3 separate regions of the Mus musculus genome follow, and regions 2 and 3 are each linked to region 1. The links are chromatin loops, found by intact Hi-C in ENCODE. Cell type or tissue: left cerebral cortex. All regions are shown on one strand.

What was found. A loop is a pair of places that touch in the nucleus more often than their neighbours do. Peaks named below come from ENCODE experiments on the same cell type or tissue, not always from the same donor. Only the 100,000 strongest peaks of a DNase experiment are listed, where the experiment ranks them.
Region 2: it touches region 1 in a loop (8-fold over the local background); 3 of 42 quality-filtered maps call a loop at or near these places.
Region 3: a loop joins it to region 1, with 9 times the contacts of the local background. A loop is called at or near these places in 5 of 42 quality-filtered maps.

What each region holds. Positions count from the first base shown.
Region 1 is chr14:105,714,198-105,722,197 of GRCm38, forward strand. All of the region lies in intron 1 of Gm35967 (a long non-coding RNA gene), which reads right to left. Among named protein-coding and RNA genes, the nearest start is that of Gm35967, 10 kb to the right of the region's middle. In left cerebral cortex, no CTCF peak of the experiment used is centred here; DNase peaks (open chromatin) are centred at 4,656, 5,026, 7,043 and 7,530; H3K27ac peaks cover 3,928 bases.
Region 2 is chr14:105,654,293-105,662,292 of GRCm38, forward strand. No RefSeq gene overlaps it. Among named protein-coding and RNA genes, the nearest start is that of Gm6145, 14 kb to the left of the region's middle. In left cerebral cortex, no CTCF peak of the experiment used is centred here; DNase peaks (open chromatin) are centred at 4,188 and 4,606; H3K27ac peaks cover 686 bases.
Region 3 is chr14:105,626,691-105,634,690 of GRCm38, forward strand. It overlaps Gm6145 (a long non-coding RNA gene), which reads right to left. Exons shown (of 7, transcript XR_004691309.1): 3 at 688-4,124. Among named protein-coding and RNA genes, the nearest start is that of Mir6390, 6.9 kb to the left of the region's middle. In left cerebral cortex, no CTCF peak of the experiment used is centred here; DNase peaks (open chromatin) are centred at 1,507, 2,212, 2,593, 3,915 and 3 more places; H3K4me3 peaks cover 233 bases; H3K27ac peaks cover 4,997 bases.

The DNA.
Region 1 (8,000 bases):
GGAAACAGATGCAGAGACCCACAGCCAAACATTAGATGGAGTTCAGAGACTCTTGTGGATGAGTGGGAGGAAGGATTATAGGGAGCCGGAGAGGTAAAGGACACCACAAGAAAACATTCAGAATCAACTAACCTGGGCCCACAGAGGCTCACTGAGACTGGACTACCCAACCAGAGAGCACGCATGGGATAGACCTAGGTCCCCTACACATATGTAAAAGATGTGCAGGTTAGTGGGACCCCTAACTACAGGAGCAGGGGTTCTCTGACTCTGTTGACTGCCTTTGGATCTCTTTCCCTTAACTGGGCTGCCTTATCTAGCCTCAACAGAAGAAGATGCACCTAGTTCTACTGCAACTTGAATGGTCAATGTGGGTTGATATCCATGGGAGGCCTCCTCTTCTCTGAGGACAAAGGAAGGGGGTGGGGGGGGGGGAAGGGAAGGACTTCGAAGAGAGGAGAGAGAGGAAGCTGTGATCTGTATGTAAAGCAATTAATTAATTGGGAAAAAGAGATTCTGTGTCACCTTAGTCAGAAGCCCAGTATCCAAGAAAACTGTTTACAGATGCAGACAAGTATGTGGGGAAAGAGGAACTCTTATTTACTGTGGTAGAAATAGAAACTCATTCAGTCACTATGGAAATCAGTATTGATACTTCTCAAAGAGCAGAACAATATAATTGCTACATGGCCCTCCTATACCATCTGGGATTTACACCTGAAAGAGTCTTAGTTAATATGTCACAGAGATGTTTGTGCATTCATGTTTATTGCTTCATTTTTCATAATATCAGGAAACGGACCCAGCCTAGATGTCCATCAACAGATGACTAGACATAGAAAATGTAGCACAGATACACAAGGAAATTTTGTTCAATCATTAAAAAAAATAAGTAATAACATTTTCAGGAAAATTGACGGACTTATAAATAATTAGGTCAAGCAAAAAAAAAAAAAAAAAAAAAAAAAACCACACTTGAGAGAACCTAGATTTAAAATTTTGTATATGTGTATGTTTGTATGCATGCATGTACTTATTTCTGTGTGTAGCTCATGGAAGTATAAATGGTTCCATGAGAAAGTAGGAAGACATCAAAAGAGAGGTGGGGAAAAAGATGGTAATGGAAATACATGTGACACATAAGCAGCAAAAGATGTTATCTGGGTAGGAATGGAACCAACCAGAGGAGAACAGGGAATGTATACTGGGAGACTGAACAAATGCATCACCATACAGCAATAAGTGTATATCAAAATGGCATAATAAAGCCCATAAACAAAAAAGAAAATTAAGTATATGTCTGTCTTAGTCAAGGTTTGTATTCCTGCACAAAACATCATGACCAAGAAGCAAGTTGGGGAGGCAAGGGTTTATTCTCCTTACACTTCCACATCACTAATCGTCACCAAAGGAAGTTAGGACTGGAACTCACACAGGGCAGGAACTTGGAGGTAGAAGCTGATGCAGAATACATGGAGGGATGCTGCTTACTGGATTGCTTCTGTGGCTTGCTCAGCTTGCTTTCTTATAGAACCCAGGACTAACAGCCCAGGGATGGCACCACCTACAATGGGCCCACCCAGCCTTGATCATTAATTGAGAAAATGCCTTACAGCTGGATCTCATGGAAACATTTCCTCAAGGAAGCCTTCTTTTTCTGTAATAACTCCAGATTGTGTCAAGTTGACACACAAAAACATCTAGAACAACTGACCCCTAGAATAGGTTGAAAGATTGAGTGTAATAATGATGTAAAAGCTACCATAGTGCTATGAAAATAGAAGATAAATTTAAAAAATATATTTCCTTTAGCTTTTTTCTGAAGTGTTAAGTCTATACTCCCTAAAATTGTCCTGATAGCTACAAAAAGGCAGTTCCTTATCTAATAGAGTCACCAAAAATTTTAAGTGGTGCCATACCGAATTTGAGCTTAGAAAACAAGCTAGAAAATGTTCATTCAAATGGAAATGTCTCATTTTTCCTTTCCAACTCACCACCTATTTGGAGACTTATAATCATGAAAGCACAACTATTTTGAGTGAGCATGAAATAGGTGAAGCTTGAAACATATGTGCATAGTATGGCCACTTTGGGGCTGTGATTCTATAAAATTCTAGTAAGGTTTTTTTTATGTTAATCATCGCACAACGAAAAGAATGCTTTTATTCTAGGCTGATAGAGAGTAAAATTTTGAAAGTATTTGTATGAAGATTATTTTATGCATATTCCATGGGAATGAAGTGTTTTTAAGGAAGGCTGACTACTTAGCTATTTCTGGCCAAGGACTGTATTGTGTTGGGATTGGAAATGACTCCCAACCTTCATGGAAACCAGTATCATGCCATCTTAGGTTAAGTTCAGGGAACTTAACGTGTGCGTGTGCTTGTGTGTGTGTGTGTGTGTGTGTGTGTGTGTGTGTGTGCGTGTGCGTGTAGGGGGAGGGGTTCAGCATGAATTACTAAGGGATGTATATTTAAGATGAAGATCAAGCACTTTGTGAAGGCATAGTGCTGTGAGTAGTAAAGGAAATAGTGAACTGTATCATCTAAGAGAACTGACGTCTCTCTGTTGGTGGCCCCGTCACACTGCCTTGGATACACATGGATTTGATGCATCAGAGTGAGTAAGGTGGTCCTGTACATTCTGGATATGCCTTCAAAATCCTGCTGAAAGATTCAACTCAGAATCTTTAGCTGTAGCTCTATTCTGGCAACCTCACACAGGCCAGGGAGCAAGTAAAATCCTTAAGAGGCCTGTCTGAAAAGGGTTCTTTGAAATTAATATATAAGCTTCATGCCTCCTAATTGAATATCAAGAATTTGATTCAAGCAGTTTAATTTGGCATACCAAGTGTTTTTTGCCTTTGTTTTTAGTGAAACTTTGTGAGCAGTGAAAATGTAATTTGAATATATAAAAATATTTGCATATACATGGGCATGCATATACATATTAGTTAAGAAGTATCAAGACATTTAATTAGTTTCTATCAGACTTATTTACATAAGCATTCTGTGGTGGTTTGAATAAGAATGTCCCCCATAGACTCTTATATTTGAATGCCTGGGAGTCGAACTGTTTGAAAGGATTATAAGGACTAGGAGGTGTGGCCTCTTGGAGAAAGTGTATTATGGAGAGCTGGGCTTTGATATCCCAAAAACCCATGCTAGACTCAGTCTTGCTTTCTCTGCCCACAGATCAGGATGCAGTTCCTGGCTACTGTCCCAGCGTCTTGCTTGCCACCATGATCCCTGACATAAGGATCATGACTTACCCTCTGAAACTCTAATCAAGCCTCCAATTGAATGCTTTCTTTTGTTTGAATTGCCTTGGTTATGGTGTTTCTCCACAGGAGTAGAGCAGCGACTAAGGCACATTCCCAAGAATATATTTGCCATATTGAACAAGGACTATGTTACATTGGATATTAATCATTATCTGGGTGTTCATTGCTATTGGCATTAAAAGTCGTAATTCCAACTGGTTTCAATTGTTTTCCTAGAAGGAAATTAGAGTAAAGGACACATGAAACTCTACTTAAGAAAAGCAATATTTGTTTCTTGCTCTTTGTTTCTTCTTATTCACTTATCTATACCTCATCTGGAGTCCCTCCTATCAGGAGTGTGATCAGAGTTCAATAATAAAGTGATTACTTGAGAAAAATGCCCATACTTTTATTTTTGAAACAATATGATTTTGAAAATCAACTAAAGAAGTTTGCATTGGTAGTGAGGGATCCATTGCCTCAACCAGAGTGAAGCCTCCTGAGTACTTCCTTAGACCAAAGTCCCGTCTGGATTTTTATGTGTGGCATCTGGAAGTCTATAATGTGACTATCTCGGGTTTCAGTTCTAGCCTCACCCATAAACTGCATCTTTTAAATGCTAAGCTAACTTCCTGTATACTTATCAGAACCAGTCAGGAAACAAAAGGGTGCAGGCTTTCCCTATTACTTTCAACTGTGTTCATCCAAATGTTTGTTTTATCTATGACCATAGGACATTTCTCCTTCCATAAAATATGAGAGATGTATATACATTAGAACATTTTTATGCACAGTAAGATTAAAATCATACCATCGTAGGAAGGTCAATAATGTGTCTTTCCTTAAAGCAGTGAATACACTTGTTTTTAAGGACAGTTAGGAATCATGTTTATCCTAGAATGTATTAGAATAATCTTAATCTGTCAGCTAGTATTAAGTTTCATTAAGCTGCAATTCGGGTAGTTCCATAAACATTCTTAAGAAATCGTTTTTATGCGTGCTCAGTTTCACAGGTATCAAGTATGTAATCAAAAGACACATCGGGATGACTCTGCTTCATGAGAGTTACTGGTGATGGAGCCAGCAGAGAGCATGCCCTCACCATTGATGCTGCCCTTCATGGCCACCTCTGCACATATGGAGTTTATGAAACATTCTTCTAACTTTGTCTCCAAATCATCTCACACAACTTATTTTTTAAGCATTACATTATTTAAAAAAAAAATACAGGGGAAAAGGTCTGATCCAATTTATAGCTCTTTTCCTTTTAATCCTTGGTCTTTTTCCATATTTGGTTCTTTCAGAGCTTATAACACATTTTTCCTCTTTTTTAATCTGGGAAAATTTAGCTTTGGCACACCATCTGTTCCATAGTGAAGCGCTTGGATTCAGCTTCCCAGATGGGTTGAATAAGAGAAAAAGGTTAAGTGATTTAACTTGAATTCATACCGTGAGTCATCTGCCCTCAGCCTGGGCACGACAGAGTAGAAGACTGTCAAGGATTTTTTTTTCTTACACAAATTTGGATCATGCAACTTTGAGCAGAGCTTTCTCCAAACTGGACAGCGTGTCAACTACACTCGATATTGTTGGGCAATAATTTGGATTTCAAATTTATTTCTTAAATACAACATGAAAAAAAAAACCACTTTTAAAAAGTAAACATGTCCTTTTGGCAAGAAAGGAAAACATTGTTTCACTAACACTGCTCTCTAGCTGGTATTTTTACCACTCTTTCTCCCTTCCAACACATCTTTCAAGCTGGTTCCGGGCTGAGTCTGTAACAACACCCCATCTCTTTCATCCCTGCTTATGAATACACAGTTTCTTCCTACAAACAGGGCTCTAAGAAATACCAGCTCTCCAAAAAAGTGCCTGAAATCCATGTTTTTGAAAGCTTCCCTAGTCCAAAGGCCAGTCAGAGCTTCATATCAGTTCTATCTAGTTTAGATAACAATATTTCCATTACAGGAACCAGTTCAGATAGCAGATGATAACTCTGCGGCTTAATGTCTGTACTAGTAACTTATTTGACACTGAATGAGAAAAGTGAGTCACTTGGATACTATGATGAGGTTCTAGGGACATGGAGATGGTTCTGGTTCCCTGGGAGTTTGGCTTCTAATAGATGTCGTGATAAAAGTATCCCACAGAATACATAACTGAAATGACCTGTCACCCGTGAACCAGTCTATGATAATTTGTCTAGAATATAATGTGTAGTGATTTTTTTCTAAACAGATTTATTATTTTAGCCATTAATTCAGTTATGTATTCTGGTGTGGGATGAATATTTGTGTCCCTCCAAAATTCAAATGTTGAAAAAATTTAACCCCTCCCCCACAATGTGATAGGCTAGGAGGTGAGACCGTCAAGAGGAGTTAGCTTAAAAGGGTGGGGTTCGTATGATTATTATCTTTATGAAAACACGGGAGAGTTTCGTTCTCCTTCTGCTTTCCGACATGTGAGGATACAAGGAGAAGATGACAATCTGTAAACATCAAGAGAGCACTCACCACACACATAGTCTGCATCTCCTTGATCTTGGACTTTGTATCTTTAACACAGCCAACATATGGGAAAGCACTCTATCCTTAATATTTTCTGGAGAAATACCTAAATCTCTCAGTAAGCCATGAAGTTGTTAGTACTGTTTGATTAGTGGTTTGATGTAACCTGTTTGAAGCTATATCTATTTAATGTTATTATCTATTTCCAAAAAAATTTTGAGGGGAGAAAAAGCTTTTATTTATAGGATTAATTCAAGTAACATTTTGCTGTAAAAAAATAATAACAAAGAAGGTATAGAAGGATAGATGACTGTATAGCGATAATAAATGGTAGCTGAGAGAAGTTGGGGAGGGAGAGATCCATAGCATTGTACCTAGCCCATAATTTAAGAATTACTCTCTCATAAGTGAGTATTATTCTCATAAGAATGTACATGTTGGGGCCAGCAAGATGACAAGATAGCTCAGTGGGTAAAGGCACTCACTGCCAAGCTTGATGGCCTGTATCCAACATGGTAAATGGAGAAAGCCAACTCCCACAAGTTTGCCTCATACATACACATGCTCCCCCTAGCACATTCATGCCAACACATGAATGAATGAATGAATGAATGAATGAATGAATAAATAAATAAATAAATGTGTTTTTGAAGTTCTAAAGACATTTGAATAATAATTTCAAAAATCTAGAAAATGATTTTGAATATTTATGTTCTATAAGACCAATATTTAAGGCACTTTGTATTTCCAAACTTGGTTTTGTCTGCGTGAGTTTTCAGACACTGCTATCTTCTCTCCTCACCGGCATCATCTTTGCATCTTGATTGTTCAGTTTCTATCTTCCCACTGAGACGACAGAGTAAATCCTCTCTCTTCTTAACTGGGAATATCTCTGCTGCTCCTGGGTTAGTCTCTCTAACACTGCGTAACACTTTGCAGAGCTGAATTGCATTGTGGGTCATTTGTCTCCATCTTAGGATCTCACAGATCATAGGAGAGCCAACCTTAAAACACTGCTTTAATCAAACCAGTATAAACAGAGTCTAGTGCCAGACATAGAGACTGCACTGCCCAGGAATTCACTAGGGGTGTGGTGTGCCCTGGCAGGTGACTGGGGAGCTCCCAAGTGGTAGGTGGGCGATGAACTCTAAGCTATAGGACCAGATTTGATTTTCTGGAACTGGCAGGAGGGAAGTCGTCTTATTCTCATCTTTATCTAGCCAAAGAGTCTCAAAATGTTGAAGACATTTTTTTTTCAGTCACATACAATTCAGAAAGACGCCAGCGTGGCCAGATGGATAGTTTTCAGATCTACACTTGGGAAACACATGGTGCTTCTCTGAGGCAATTGTGTACTGTTTCTTTTAAAATAGCAGAAAGCATATGGGAATAGGAATGGATCTGTCAGCTACTATCAAGAGAATGGTGAAGCTTTTAAATAAATCAAATCAAACCTATAGGGTGACAAAATATCTTATCACATTTTGAAATTCTGAAGTTTTACATTTGTAGATATATTTACATTTTTTAATCTTTTTTTTTTTTTTCTTCACAGAAACCACAATCCCTGTTAGAGCTGTGGAGTCTGAGGCAAAGAATGAGAGAAGGTCAGGGCAGTAAGAAATTCTGTAGACATTACATAAATCAGCAACTGAGTCCCACTCTGTTATATTACAGGGTTCTCCCCCACTGAGGAACGCGTGTGTAGACCAGTTTTGATACTTCCTCCCACAGACTCTGCTTTCCTTCCTAAAGACAAACATACAAGCAGAAACATGAGATTTGCACATGTGAAAAGCGTGCTTCAGCTAAAGTAAACCAGGTATGATAGCTGCTGGTCCCCCAGTTACAGCAGCACAGAGCTGTAGAAAACTGCTCTCCCTGTGTGCTCTTAGCTCCTTCAGCAGGATGGCTCCCCACCAACTCTAACCACACTGCTTTCATGAATGGATTTCCTAACCAGGTCAAATCTCCTTAATGCTAGACTTAGAACTCCACCATACTCTTATGTTTTCTATGGCAATCTAGCTCTCCCTCAAATTGTTATTATGGGATTTGAAATGATTTAACTTCAAGGAAAATGATTTCATAGGGCAAAACCCAAGGAATTAAAGAAGCTTTAGATAGCAAGACTCTATTTTAGGAAAATATTTTTGTTCAAGGTGAATGACTTCCTTTGCCTTTTATCCATACAGGATCCTTGATCCCAGATAAAGCAAAAGCTCCGT
Region 2 (8,000 bases), 60 kb before region 1:
TAAGCACACCACTTTCCCAGCTAATTTAACATCACTTGTCTTTGATAAAAGAAATCATTTGAACTATGATAAGTTTTCCTTGTTGCTCATCCTGATTCTTACATGGCATTGATCAATTTAATTTCCCATATGGTTTAATACTCAATTTTATCTGTTAGAATCTCAGCCTCCAAAATAATCAAGTTGCTTCTCACTGCTAGTTTTGGCTTCTTTCATTGTGTGCTCCCTAGCGTTCCCACCTCTTAGCTAGAATTTCAGGAAGCTTTTATTACTCAATTTGGTAAACAAAAAAGGAACCCTATACCTATGGCCCTTCCTTCTCTACATTTTTGATGGGATATTAGTGTTGGGTGGTCATTATGAGAAGTGCCAGAAGTATTGTCACCCTAGTTGCCACCAGTCTCCAACAATCACAAAGTCACTGGACTATGTATGGACTTATGTGTGTGCAGAGGTAGGGAGTGGGAGGTATGTTAAATATCAGCAAAAATTGAAGATGGGAAAAATATGAAGATGCCAAGTGTAGGCTTATATTTTTCAATACCTACTTTAATAAGGGTACTTTCCTTCTAGCCTACCACCCACCAGAGTTAAGGAAAAAGAAAAGTTAATAGGGAAAGGAGGATGTGGGGCTGTTTAAAAATAGTTCTTTGGGGTGAATCCAATCTGTGTTGTCAGATATCAGCAGTTCTGTTCACGTGAATCAGCAGTGGTAGCTTGAACCACTGGCAAACACCATTCAAGAATCAGCAACAGCACTGTCATCCAGAAGAAACTGTGAGGCTCTGCCAAACAGCCGATGCCTGCAGGAGTGGCAAGAAGCCACCAGAACACCACCAGAAGTTCTTTGGTGTGTTTTCCTCTCTACAAAGTCATGACCAATGAAGATCAGCAAAGAGTGGCAAAGCAAACCAATGCCACACACCATTACCCATCATATTTATACCCTTTTCAAACAGCATGTGTTCTCTCAAGCATCCACTCTAGCAAAATATCACATTTCCCTTTTTCAGGCAGCTTCCAGAATAAAACAATGTGTTTGTTCTCAGCAAAACATCCTCCTATGCGTCTGTTTCATTAAAACCATTCTTTTATAAGACAGTTTCCAGAAAAACATCACATGACACAAATGAGTCTTCAAAGAAACCAGAAATATCTAGTATACACCAGATAGGAAGGATTTGCATCCAGATTATCTTAAGAACTTCAAAATGTCAACTCTAAAAATTCACTGAATCAATAAACATTTTAATGAAAATCAGTAATCAGATTAATGAACAGAATAGACAGTTCTCAAAAGAAATACAATTGGCAGCTGGGCGTGGTGGCGCATGCCTTTAATCCCAGCACTCGGGAGGCAGAGGCAGGAAGATTTCTGAGTTCGAGGCCAGCCTGGTCTACAAAGTGAGCTCCAGGACAGCCAGGGCTAAACAGAGAAACCCTGTCTCAAAAAAAACAAAAAACAAAACAAAACAAAACAAAACAACAACAAAAAAAAAGAAATACAATTGGCCAATAACTGTTTGAAAAAAATGTTTACCATCCTTAGCCATCCGAAAAATGTTAACTGAAACTGTTTTAAGATTCAATCTCATCCCAGTCAGAAGGGCTATCATCAAACAACCAAATGACAAATGCTGACAAGGATATAGAAAAACAGGATTCCTTATACGTTGCAGGTGAGAATATCAACAGCTATGGTCCCTGTCATATGGGGGTACAAAAACTAGGTAATAGGACTACTATATGACCCAACAACAACTCCCCTTGGAATAAATTCAAAGGACTCTAAGTCAAGGTGCCAAAATGAAACTTTTTATACCCATGTCTTTTTGCTGCATTCTTCACAATAACTAGGATATGGAGTCAGCATAGATGTCCAACAATAGATGAATGGATAAAAAAAATGTAATGCGTATACACAAAAATAACTTCTAGTCATAAAGAAAAATGAAATCATGAAATTTTCAGGAAAATGGATAGAACAGTATGCTAAGAGAAGTAAGCCAGACACAGAAAGACAAATAAGACTTGTTTTCTTCTCACATATAAAATCTAGACTTAAAAGTGTATGTATGTCAGGGAAGGAGGAAGTGGGCATGTACAGAAAGGAAACCGTGAAAGGGAGAGAAAAAGACTTAACAGATTTGGCAAGTGGGTAAAGGAAGAGTAATGGCATACACATGACATGAAAATGGGGAGGAGGTGGTGGGAGGGGTGGTGTTTGAAGGGAAATAGAGTCAGCAAGAAAAGGGTAGAAGGAATTACAGAGGACAATGAAGGGGATGGCTTAATAAAAATAAGTCATAATGTTACAGTGTATTAAAATGCGAAAACAAAACTTTTTACGTTAACACAAAATTAATTATAAACATACAAAAATACATATTAAATGTTTTTAAATTTATAAGTCTTATTATTAAATAAACCACACACACATAAAACTGACCAGACCCAAAGTTTCTACATCTCACTGAACATCTAGACAGTTACAATTGCCATTCTGTATCTGCAGAGCTTTAAAATAGACTTTGCCGTTTTATTTTTATGTTGATTTTACATAGTATTTAACTTCAGAAAATACCAATTCTAAAGACATAACGTCTGTGTTTCCCTTGTTAAATACACTAACTTCTAACCTGTTGAGTATACTAACATGAGACATGCTGAGTAAGAAAAAGAAGGAAAAGAGGGAGATTGTAGAGGGTGGTTCTGATGCTAAGATCCTGTTCCCCAGTTGGTTCTTGATCTATCAATAAAGATGCCAATTCAGGACCAATTGTTGGGTGGAAGAAAAGAGATGGGACTTCTAGGTCCATGGAAGTAGGCTGGGAGATGCAGGAGAGGAAGAGGAGTTTTCACCATGCACTGGAGGGAGAAAAGGGCACTAGCCATGTGAGATTTAGGGTGGAGTGGCCTTCAGCCATTTCCCTGACTAGGCCAGGGGTAGCAACTAAAGCTGAGGGCATATTTAGGGTGTTGAGCTGGGACCAAATATAACTGAGCAACTAAAATTGAGGGCAGATAGGTTAGGGTGCTGAGCTAACAATATTGGGAAAGGCTCACCAGCTACAGACGATTAGAAACATCCAGCAATTGAGCCAATAAGGCAGGTTGGAAATAAACTACTGTGTGTGTGTGTGTGTGTGTGTGTGTGTGTGTGTGTGTGTGTGTGTGTCTTTCATCCAAGGATCCAAGGGAACCTGGGCAGGACTGGTAGCATGGTTCACCCAAGGGCAGGAAAAACTACACACTACAGAAGATAAGGAGTCAAGGGCAACTTCAAAGTCATTGCCCGTTAATTGTGCATCATATATTTCAAACAGTTGAAGGTATCCAGGTGCTTTTAGATTTAGGAATATTTATTCTAGTCTAACTATTTGAATGCAAACTTGTTCTATATTTTTTCTCAGAAGTATTAGCTCCTTTGTCTTAAACCCCATTAAAAATCTTGAGTTTTCTTCCTGTAGAAGAGCATTAATCCAGCAACATGGCTGCTTCGTCAAGGGATCACATCGAAAGCTATGATCTGGCTGGAATACAGACACAACCTTAGTACACACCTTTGATCCCAATCAATGACATCTAATTGAGGGACAGACAAAGTGATGAATCAGAGACAGAATAAGTCAGAGAGGAAATTCCCAACTTTCCAAAAGAACAGACAGGAAAGAGAAGCTACTTAAGTGCAGTGAGGGAGAGAGAAAAGAAACAAATTAGTTAAGTTTGGAGTAATTCCATTCCATTCAGTTCTGTTCCGTTCCATTCCATTCAGTTGAGCAGTTCAATTCCTAGAGTTCAGAGGGAGTTCTTACAAGCAGAGTGATTCATTCAGAAGCCAAGAGAAGCCAATGTGAACCAGTCAGCTTGGAGAGGATTTGGAGCCAGAACAGATGATTTGAACCAGCCAGCCTGGCTCTCCTTTAAAAAGAGCTAGAAAGAGTGAGTTTATTCAGCAGTACATCTTGGAGGCTGAAACATTCTAGGCCTAGGGTAGCAAACAGAGGCTGGAAGCTGAAGCCTTCCTGCTCTGGGCTTGCAGAAGATTAGATTGTACAAAGGCTAGAAGCTTCCAGGCCTAGGCCTAGGGATAGTTAGATAGAAACGCTCTGGGCTCATCCCAAGCCATGTGCTCACAAAACTTGGGTGTGGCTCTCATCCCTTCATCTGAGGAAAGAAAAGTGACACTTACATTTACACCTTCCTCCTCTTTTCTAAAGCAGTCCTTGCTTGGCTGCTTTCATGCACCATGAGCTGGATGCCGAGGCAACAGATGTCCCTACACCTCCTTCTCTTCATGACTCCCATAGGACTGTCTTTGTAGACAGGGCTCTTCTATTCCATATACAGGTCTTCTTTAAGACACTGTAGCTTACACCTAGCCAGATTCATGTGTTCCTGTTATAAATGTTTCACCTTTCTCACATGTGTATCCATCACACACACACACACACACACACACACACACACACACACACACACACACGATACAAGCAAACTTTTATCTTTCACCCAACAATTCAAATTCACAAACACGTTCCTCAGTTATAAATCTCCACATGGATTTACTTGCTGGCAGTGTGCAGCTGTATCAAATTCTTTGATCAGCATTCTGAGAATGTCCAGAGAAAGAACCTGTCATTGTCATCCTGGATTTGTGAAAGAGCATGCCTGCCAACCCATCCATGTATTTCATTTCCATATTTATGTTCCGGAATTCACTATCTATTTTTCCAAATTTGATACTTACTCTTTCATGCCTGGGCAATGTTCCCGGTAAATTATTTATTATGTTGCCCTTCGTAGAGTGTTTGCAAAGTATTTTCTTATCTTTACCCTATCTGTCTTTTATTTGTGACTGGGGTGAATTTTACTGGTAGATCAGAAAATCAATGTGATTCCAAGTATAGTAGTTGCTTCCTTGCAAAACATCTCCACTACGAGCATAATATTAAGTTTGTGTTTTAATTTGTCTGTCAAATTCCTGACCTCTGGTCTATTTCTTCAACACTTGACCTAAGTTTTCAGCTTCTTACAAATAGTTGGCTTGTTAGTTGGTGTGCTCCTCACAAGGTTTTGGTTAGTTGGTCGGTGTGCATTTTACTCCATATTAGTGCATCTTAAATGGCATCAGCAGCACCTGTTCACCTTGTTACATCAAGGATTTCTGGGTCATCCCAGTTGTCCTAATTCAATATATCTTGAATAGAGTGAGTGCGCTGACATTCCATCAAGATCACAGGCTATTCCAAGCTCCAGATCTTATGGTAAGATTCAGCACCATTCACCATCTGTCAGTTATTTTTCTATTGCTGAGGCAAAACCCTAAGACCAAGGAAATTTATCAAAGAAAATGTTTAATGTACTTACAATTTCAAACCATGATGTTGGAGAAAAGACCTGGAAGCAGGAACAGATGAGGGTTCACAAACAGAAAGCAGAGAACACACTGGGAAGGGATCAAATCTTTGAAATATCAAAGTCCATGCCTAGAGACATACCTCCTGCAACCATCTTCTCCCTCAGAAACATTTCCACCAACTGGGGACCAAGTATTCATACACATGTGCCTGTGGAAGCAATTCTCATTCAAATCACCACATTTTACTCTGTCTCTCATAGGCTTGTGGCCATATCACAGTGAAGATGCAGTTTATTTCACAGTCTCAACACTGTTTTAAAACTGTGTACAAAAATGTGTGTCTCTGCATCTACCGTCTATTTGTGTTTCTTGTTCCTTGGCTTATCCTCCTCCTTTCTTCATCCTATTCTGGTTTATATGGCTTTAGTGTATTATATTATATTATGATTATGATTGTTCTAAGTGCATGTTTGTATTTCAAGAGGGAGAAAAAGAAAAAGTGTGTATTTAGATGGATAGAGAAATGAGGGTGGTCTGGGAAGAGTTGGGAGAGGAGAACTGATTTCATACAATTTGAATGTACTGTATGAAAAAAAAACTATTTTCAATTAAAAAGGGAGTAGAAGTTCAAAGTTTAAACTGTTTTCTGAATTCATCATAATCTCTTAATTGTTATCCCCTATAAAAATTGAAATCAAATTACATACTTCCAACATAAAACAGTACAGAATATACATTATCATTTCAAAAGTGAGGGGGATTGGAACATAGTAAGGGAAACAAAATTAAAACTGGGCAGAGAAACTGTAAATCTTGAAGCTCCATGTCTGATGTTTCCTAGTTGGTGGAACTACTTGGAAAGGACTACGAAATGTGGGCTTCTGGGAGGAGGTATGTCGCTGGAGGTGGGTTTCAAGGTTTCAAAAGAATCATGCCATTTCCAATGTGCTTTCTCTGCTTCCCATTTGTGGATCAAAATGTGAGCTGTCAGATGTTTCTGTCACCATGCCTTTGCTCCAGCATCATGGACTCTGAAACCGAAAGCCAAACTCAACACTTTCTTTTGTAAATTTCCTTGGTCATGGTACTGAGAATGGAACTGCTGCTCCTTCGAACCTGACTGCAATGCCTTTTGGAGTAATATGGAAGACTTGGCCATGGGAAAGCACTTGAACACCGTGAGCCAGGTTTCATGAGTATTCCTAATAGAAGCATGGAAGACCATCATGCTGAGTGGAGACTGTGGAGGGGCAGCTCAAGAGGTTTTGGAGGGGAGCAATATTAGCATCTGGGCTAGAGAATCATTTTTGTGATATCTTAGCAAAGAACATGGATAAGTTCTGCCCTTGTCCTAAGAATCTGCGTAAGGCTAAATCAAAATGTAATGGACTAACTTCCCTTATGGAGGAGATTTCAAGAGAAAGTAATATTGACTCTGTTATGTGGCTATTACTAATCCCCTCTTATGCAGCTCTACGATGTCAAGGAGTAAACAAGCTAGGGGGAGGGGAATACAGAATGTCTAGTTTGATGTAAAAAGGATCGCCAGGAAATGGTATCTCATACATAGTCCAGATGCTGGAGTTGTCAAAGTTGTGAAATATCTGCCAAGAAGAGCTGGGGAGTGGGACCAGATCAAGAAAGAGAAGTGTGTTGCAGGAAGCAAAGCTGGGAGAACAGAGACATCTTAGCCTTTTGACATCAGACATGAAGCTATGGGATTTGGAATTTACCCTGCAGGGTATATATATGTGTGTGTGTGTGTGTGTGTGTGTGTGTGTGTGTGTGTGTGTGTATTCTATGCCATTATATGTTGGAATTATATAACTTGGTTAATTTTTTTATTTTTACCAGCAGTTATAAGTAAAAGATTGCCTTGAGTCTCAGAAGAGACATTGGACTTTTAAAACAGTTTTGAGACTGTGAGAGACTCTGGGGACTTTTGCACTATTATGTAGCCATAAGCCCGTGAAGAGCAGGGAGTGAATGCCCTCCATAGCCTCATAAGTGTGAATACTTGGTCCCCAGTTGGTGGAACTGTTTGTGAGGGGTTGGGAGGTATGGCCTTGTTGGGGACAGTGTTGGGGACGGTGTGTCACTGGAGGTGCACTTTGAAGTTTCTAAGACTTGAGTCATTTCCAGTGTTCTCTCTCTCTCCCTCTCTCTCCCCCCCTCTCTCTCTGTGTCTTTCATGATCTCACCTTTGTCTGTCTTCATGTCTCTCTGTGTGTTTCTGCCTGCTATTTACACAGCAAGATGTGAGCTCTCAGCTGTGCCTTTGCTCTGTCATTATAGAGTCTAGCCCTCTGAAACTGTAATACCGAATTGAAGATTTTTGAAAAATAAACTACCTTGGTCAAGTTGTCTTACCGTAGGAACTGGAAAGTAATAAAAACAGAGGCAGAATATCAGCCCTGGGCTCCTACTGCCCAGAAGGAAGTGATGGTGACCCTCTGTTACAGAGTGTCCTTCCCAGTTCCCCTGTTATAGTCTGTTCCTTAGCAATTTATTCTTTCCTTCCACTGGTCAATATGGTGTTTCATTTCCTGATCAGCCATGGACACTGAAAGCATGTCGTTTTTTTTTTTCTTAAGATAAATACGTGGAATCCCTAACATAGGCCTCGTGGGCCTGCAGG
Region 3 (8,000 bases), 88 kb before region 1:
TTACCTATATATTGATTTTGAAAATTGAAGTAGCTATTATGCTGTGTTTGCACATGTCTCTCTGTGTGTGCGTGACTGCACTCAAGGCCCTATGCATATGGACAAGTGTTCTACCACTGAGCCACACCCAGGTCCCCGTGCAACTTCATTTATAAAGTTCAATATCCTACACAAAACCTTCAAAACCTTCACTTCTAACTTCTAATCAACTTTAAATGCAGTCGTGAGGGGTGATTCAATGTTTGTTTATTATTGTTATTTTTACAAACAGCTCATATAGACTCACAGGGACTCACAGAAAATACTATTTCTACTCTCAGTGATGACATCTTTATTACAACTGTCTTACATATGTGAATGTTTCTGGAACATTATATTCAATTAATTTAGTGGTTTTTTTTTTCTGAGTCTCTCTTATCTCAATAACCTCTAGTTCATTTATTTCCTGAAAATGACACAATCCTTTCTTTATATATCTGCAAAAAGCTCCACTGGGTATTTATACTAAGGTTTTTTTTTTTAAGGAATTCATGTGTTGACAGACATCTGGGCTAATTCTTTATTTTGACTACTGTGAACACTACAGTAATACTTAGGAATATTTGTGCTTTGCTATCATATAAAGCCACACTTTTAAACCTGTTCTTACCTGTTACACAGCAAACCTTCTCTTGATGTTGAACATACCTTGACTACTATGGATGGGCCAGCGTATCATTTCCTCCTAGGTGGATAATCCTCAAGAAATTGCAGTGCTTCGGTATTAATCTGGGGAGCAGGTCAATACAGATGATGCAGACATCCTGCCAAAATCAATGAGTTACATGTGGTCGCTTGGGGGGGGGGTGGTCTGTTTATAACTATTCCTTTGCCACCAACCCTAATAGGCTGAGTTCAATTCTCCAGACACAAGGAATAAGAACATCGACTCCTACAAGTTTCCCTCTGACCTCTGATACACACATATAACAGGATTAATAAATAATGCATTTAGCTCATTAAGTAGAAGATAATGCCTCTGCTGCAGATGTTTTATGTATTACTTCTACGAAGTAATGTGCTCATATTTTTTCTTTCTGTTTTTGCTGTTGTGACCTTGGTCTATGGTTCTTTCTTCATTAGGTTTCACGGCCTATTTCCTCTCTAGGAGGCTGTAAGTGTGTTTTCCAAATCCACCCTTCCTTCCTTCCTCCCTCCCTCCCTCCCTTCCTTCTTTCCTCCCTTTCTCCCTCCCTCCTCTCTCCCTCCCCCTCTTTTTCTCTTTCTTTCTTTCTTTTCTTTCTTTCTAAGGTGAGTCTCATTTGTACTGAGCACCAGTGACTGTGGTGAAAGAGAAAGCCATGAAGTCATCTTGCTGTCTGTAGAGGCAAGAGAAGCAAGATGTCCTAGTACTTTGCTTGGAACAGGGAAAGGATTTATTTTCTGGCTATGTAAGCTGAAACTCAAGAGAGATGGGACTTGTTTAACAGGTCCCTCAGGAAAATCATATGCTCCTAGCCACACCAAACAGCTTTAGGTCCTTCATCAGGAACTAAGATGAGAGTTACTGTCTCATTAACTCTAGAAGTTTTGCTCTGTGTCCCAGCTAGTTCCTTCCTGTCATCTTCCATCCATTTGGAGCTGACACGGGAGTGGAGAGGGGATCAGGGTGCACTCAGGGCTTATTGGATTTGGTTATCTGGAAAATGCATGTAAACTAGGGACAAGCATGACATAGACAGCAGCCTTCACGGTTTTCGATCACAGTATCTTTGTTCTCTAAAATGATGACAATTGCTCTAGCATCTAATTGAAACAGAGCCCACAGAGGGTACCTTATTTACCTCAAAGCCCTTGAGATCCTGCCCCGAGCTTAGCGCATCACCAGACTCGTGGCAGTGATTGAGAGCAACTGAGACACGTGGATTTCCAGGATGAAGAGAGGAGAGAAAACATTATTAGAAAAACATAGGTCAGCTATAAATTGCCTTGTTGGAGTGTTTTTGGAAGGGCAACAGTGCTTTAGGAAAGCCATCATCAGTGAGGACAGTGTGAAGAATAAGTCAGGGGAGCCAGGGAATAATGGCACCTGACCAGGATGTGGTTAGAGCAAGAACAGCTGGGAGGGGCTGACTGCTGCCTCTCATTAGGTCCCTACCCTTTCCAGCATCTGCATGTGAAGTGAAACAGGAAGAGGGTGGATTTAACCAGGAGACTCTCAGCATGCATTTAGTCAGTGCGCTGTGCCTCTTGCACAGATGGTGTTCCTTAAGAGTCTATGTCTATAATCCCCTAAAACAAGATACCCAGGAAGGATTCTAGCTCCGTATTCTTTCTTCTGCCCACATGAATAATGGCACGTTTCTCCATTTGTGAAATAAGTAATTAAGTTGGGATAGCCTCCAAGGACCCAACAACTTTGACAGCTTGTAGTTCTGCTTTTGAGAAACCAGAGTTTTTGTGATTTCTCATCCAGTTTAAATATTAAGTGACAGCTGTACAGTGCTCAGTGATGTAGGTAATTTCGGAACCCCCATGTATCCTTCATATGCTGGAAACTCCCAGATGCTTAACATCAAACTCTGTTGTGCAAGTGGCTTGCCAACCCCTTGACGCCTTTCAGTTGGTTATGTGGTGCTTGGCATCACTTTAATGGCAGCCAAGTCAAGAGCAAGATGCTCCTTGTGATTCATCACCTTAGGCCACTTCAGCAGCAGGCTTTCCTGGGTTAAAGTGATGCTGACTAATGGTCAGCTCACACAGCATGGTGCCACTTGCTTCTTTAGAGCAGATCACTAACCTTGCTCCTCTCATTCTAACAATCATTGGTGCTAATTGCTTCGAAGGTTCTCAATCTATCCATAGGCCAAAGCAACAAACTTCAGAGTAGAATTACTACACAATACGAGTCTCATTAACACGTGTGCTCAGAGTACATGTGTGGCTTGGGACAGTGAAGAGGAGCTTGTACTGGACAGTAAGGACTGTGTTCTTGGGATGCTGTCAGTTATTTTCTGGGCACCTTGAGGAAGTCAGTAACCTCTTTTATCTAATCCTCATGCTATTTATGAGCATTTGTCATATGATAGATCTCGTTTTAAAGGTTTCTGGATCACTTTAAAATTTTTATGTTTGTCGCTCATCAAATCCCTAGAACAGGATCATTATCAAAAATTTTTTGGAAACTCAAAACTCTGTACTGCAATCCCCAGTCTCCGTCTTCCCCGTGTTATTAGCATTAAGTATGGTCTTCCTCCTCTCAGAAGGCTCCCTCAAAGCCCCTTGCTCCTTCCCTGTGAGAGGGAGGAAAGCAAAACATTATGGTATTGCTTGTTTCATATCTATCACAACTTGGGAATAGATAATGACCATTCAGTCTTTTGGGCAAGTATTGATAGTGACAATTCTCTACTCGAACACTCCGCTCATTTCTATTGAAAGAAAAATTGGTTCTTATTTGTGAGGTCTGAAATTTATGTTGCTGGCATTTTCTCACAACTAAGCAGAAAAAAAATTGTTTTTCTCCAAAAGTTATCTTCTAGCTGAAATATAGGCGAATTATATCTAATATATATATGTATGTATGTATGTGTATCTATATATATCATCTAATTCTTGTAACTTGATCAGGTGAAAAAAAAATAAAAAGAGAAGCAAGAAATTCCCAACTAGAAAAGGGATTCAGGTCAAGAATGGGAACTAGAGGTTTTGTAGCACAAGCACATATATGGTTTAGTCAGAGCAGATATCCAAAGCAAACTCCTCTTGGCGCTCTATTTACCGGAAAGTCCTTTCAGCAGTTTCTGTAAGTCCCTTACCTTGTTGCCAACCACTGATTTGAGGTTCAGAAGCAAGTAGAGAATGGAGCTATTATTTCTGTGACTTTTCATTAATTCTGGGTCTATGGTGACTGAGCATCTTTCTTTCCAGAAGCTCGGAGGCATTGTTGACTGAGCTGCTATGCTAATTTGTACTTTGGAGTAAGGCTTGAGCTAGGACTTACTGCAGAGATGGTGCAAATGGATGGTGCAAAAGCTATGGCACCCGGAGGCTGCAGTTGGAGCTTTAGTGACGATTCCTATCTGTTTACATTTCATTGCTCCGCATTCTGATGATAATATATTCACCACATGTGACTTCTTCACCTACAAGTCCAAAAGATACATCAAATTCAACAGGTCACATATGAATTCATTAGCAAACCCCCCCCCCCATTTGACTTTTTTTTGTATTTTATACCTTGATCTATTAAAATAATAATTCTCTTACTCTTTGAAAGTTATACACATTTAAACAAATGTATATTGATCACGTCCATCTACAACTACCTCCCTCTTAAGTCCCCATTATGCCCGCCCGCCACATCTTCATTAATTATTCACTATCCATATAGAAATCCAAGCTGGAAACCACAGCGCTCCTTGGTTCTTCCTTTCCTTCAGCATTTACACTGAATGAGCGTCTCCCGACCATCCGTTCCACCTCTAAAATGTCTTTGAATCTGCTCATTCCTCCAACCACTATCCTCATTTTCTCTCTCCTGGATCTTTGTCAGAGCTTCCTAATGGGTCTGCCTGTCTCCAGGGCAACCACTTTCTATTCCACCCACCGATCTGTGCCAGGGTGTGCTTTCTGAATAGCAAATCTGATCTTGTCAACTTACACAATTAAAATCCTCCAGTGGATCCCAGCCACTTACAGCATGGAAATTCAGGCTCCTGAGCTCAGCCTGAAAAGACTGTTTTTAATTTGGCTTCTGCACCTTCCACCTGCAACTCAAGGCTGTTAATTTCTGAGGTTGGCATCATAGAATGTGCTATTGAGCTCCCATGGCTTTCTGTGTGGAGCGTCAGTGCCTTGAACAGCTTTCTGTCTTCCTCCCCTAAACACCTACTTATTCCTTCTGTAAGGGCTTCTGGTGACACCTGTCCTAAGCAGCTTAGGTTCCCAGTCCCCTTTGTGTATAGTCTCAATTAACAATGTCACATGCAACCTTGTATCATTTTTTTAGCTTCATTATATTTGAATCATGTTTTTGGATGTATTTCCCCCAGCTTTCTGTGAATTCATTTGAGCATTGTCTTTGTATTTTCAGCCTCGGGCCAAGCGCCTGGCAGAGGAGAGGAACCCACTACATGTTTGCTGAATATGAATGAATACCGAGGCAGCTGGTTTCAGTAACAGCAGAGCCACCCTGGGCATGCAACTTAAAGTCCTTTGAGACTTTGTCCTCATTTGCAAGATCAGGAACAAAACGAGCACTATCTTCCTGTGTATGATAAGAATTAAAGAAGATTCTGGCATGCTCTGTAAACTGGTGTACTAGTGTAAGAAAGTGTAATTATCGTGACTCATTGCATGACAAATAAAGATTTATTTTTAGAAGGTGTGTGTGTGTGTGTGTGTGTGTGTGTGTGTGTGTGTGCGCGCGCGCGCATGCACACACGTGCATGCACATGAGCATTTATATAGGTATCTGCCTATAAATGCAAGTGTTTCCAGAGGCTGGAAGAGATCCTCAGATGCCCTGAAGTTGTAGTTACAGGTGGTTGTGGGCAGCCAAACATGAGTGCTAGGAACCAAACAAGAGTTCACTGGGAGAGCAGCAAGGGCCCTTAACTACTGAGTCATCTCTCCAGCAGCCCCTCCCACAATGGACTTTAAACTTTATTTATAGATATATGTAACCAACTTTGTACTTTACAAAATCGCCATGTAATCTATCTTCCCTCTCTTGGTCTCTGGTAAATCTATCAGGCAAAGTCCGGCCCAGGATCCTTCCAAGCAGTCTCCTCCCTGGACCAGGCAGAGCATAGCAGGCCCACGCCTGGCTCCACATACACTCTGAAGTGCCCGTTTCTCTTACAGATTGTACTGTTCCATTTCACACATTTATCTTTCCTACATTTTCTTGTGATGTTCTTGAGGTTTGTTCTCTTTGCCATCCTACACACTGAGTCAAATCCCAAGAGCAAATTTAGGACAATGTAGACAGAACATTCAAAGACTGATAGTTCTCCAGCTTATCCTGCTTCTGGTTAAGGAGTGGTCCATGAGGTGCACCCCTGACCAGGGCTCTTGAATCCTTTTGTGAGTTCCCTTGACGGCCACTTGATAACAGCCCAAGGTTCCAGAGTGTCCTGGAGACTCCCCAGGCCACTGCCATCCCTGACATTCAGAGTTCTTAGTGGACACAGCATCCTTGGTTTCTCAGCATCAAGTCTCTGAGATCTGTCATGGTCATTCCTGCTATTCAAGAGCATATCATCTAAGCAAAAACCAATGTCTTCCCTGGACCGTCCTCCCCTCCTCTTTCCTGAGCTGCTGGCTACCTTCCTTTTCTCACTGAAAGTCCTTTACTAGATGTGTTTTTAAAGGATGTTTAACTGTTCCTGGTGGTTTCCTCAGTGTCAGGTTCCATGCTTTGTACAGCACTTGTGGTAAAACACATTTCCTTACGTGAAACCTGCAAAGAGTTACTATCGGTGCCCCCTCTTTGAAGGGCAAAAGACACTGAGGCTCAGAGTGAATACATGACTTGGGAGATGTATCAAAAAAGCTTGAGTCTACTCATGTCCAAGGTGAGAGTCTGCCCCTGAAACATCAAGATGCTATCTCTCTTCCTTTCAATTGCACCCTTGCCTTCCTCTGAGGCCTTTACCCTCCCTCCAGTAGCATATAGTTGTATCTATCATTTGACTCATGATTATTCTGTTCTCCCACACTCCTTGGAAATCACAATTACATCCACTGTACAACCCTCAGCTGTCCCCATCCTTATATTTCTTATAGTATCACATCAGGTTTCCTTCAGTCTTTGAAATACTTTGAAATATTCAATAATATATATTATGTATACATATATGCCTTATTATATAGATATATAGAGATTCCATTCTGTTTGAGTCAGTCTCTTGTCTAGCATCAAACTTGCTATATATCTGAGGCTAGTCTTAACCCTCTGATGCTAATACTCTTGCTTCCTCCTCCTGAACTGTAAAACTATCATACCTATTTTATGTGGTGTTGAGGATTGAACCAAGGGCTTTGTGCATGTTTGGTAAGCATTCTACTGAATAAGTTGTATCTGTAGCCTAGCACCCCCCACACACCCACCCCCTACCACTTTCTGCATGGTTTTAGGAGTTGAAGCCAGGTCCTCACACATGCTAGGCAAAACACTCAACCACTGAGCTACCTACCCAGTCTAAAATTCTGAAGACTATAAATTATAAACTGTCATTCATTTCAGACAGGAATTTTAGTATGTTAATTTGTGATCTATTCAATTAAATTTATCAAAGACAACTACAAGATCATCATGTTGTTTTTGACTGAACTAAGGCAATATATTTATTCATGAATGAAGAAAGCTAATTTCTTAAGGTTGAAAAAGAACTCAATACCTAACATCCAGCAGGATAAATGATGGGACTGGAGAAGGTCATATTGAGGAAGGAAATCCAGACCCAGAAAGCCAAACATCATATGTCCTCTCTCATCTGAGTTTCCTAGTTCCAATCTTCAACATATGTGTACTCCTCAAAGCAAGCTCCTCTTTGCAATGGGCAGGGACCATCAGAAATTCACAGCCAATCAATCTGCTGATTTTTGGAGACCAGTCCCAGTAGACACATCTACGACTAAACTCCCGCACCTAAGACTCAGGAATCATTTCAGAAGATGGGTAGAAAGACTCAGCGGATCAAAGAGATTGCTATAAGATTGTGTCTCCTAGAACTGTCAGGCGTGATACCTGTGAAGTGTCAGATGCATGGCCACCTGAACATGAGCTGATTAAGGATAACAACAATAGACATGCTAATGTGGATGAGGGGAAGCTCACAAAAACTCAATGCCACCAAAGACCTACTGGCAACTAAAGAATGTTAAAAGCAAGAGAAGTACTTTTTCCCAGGAAGACCATACCACTTGGCTATCCAAAACCAAATGGCCAAGTGGTTAGCCCTGAAAAAATATTCATACAAGTAACATTATGCAGAATTAGCAGGCTGTGTTTA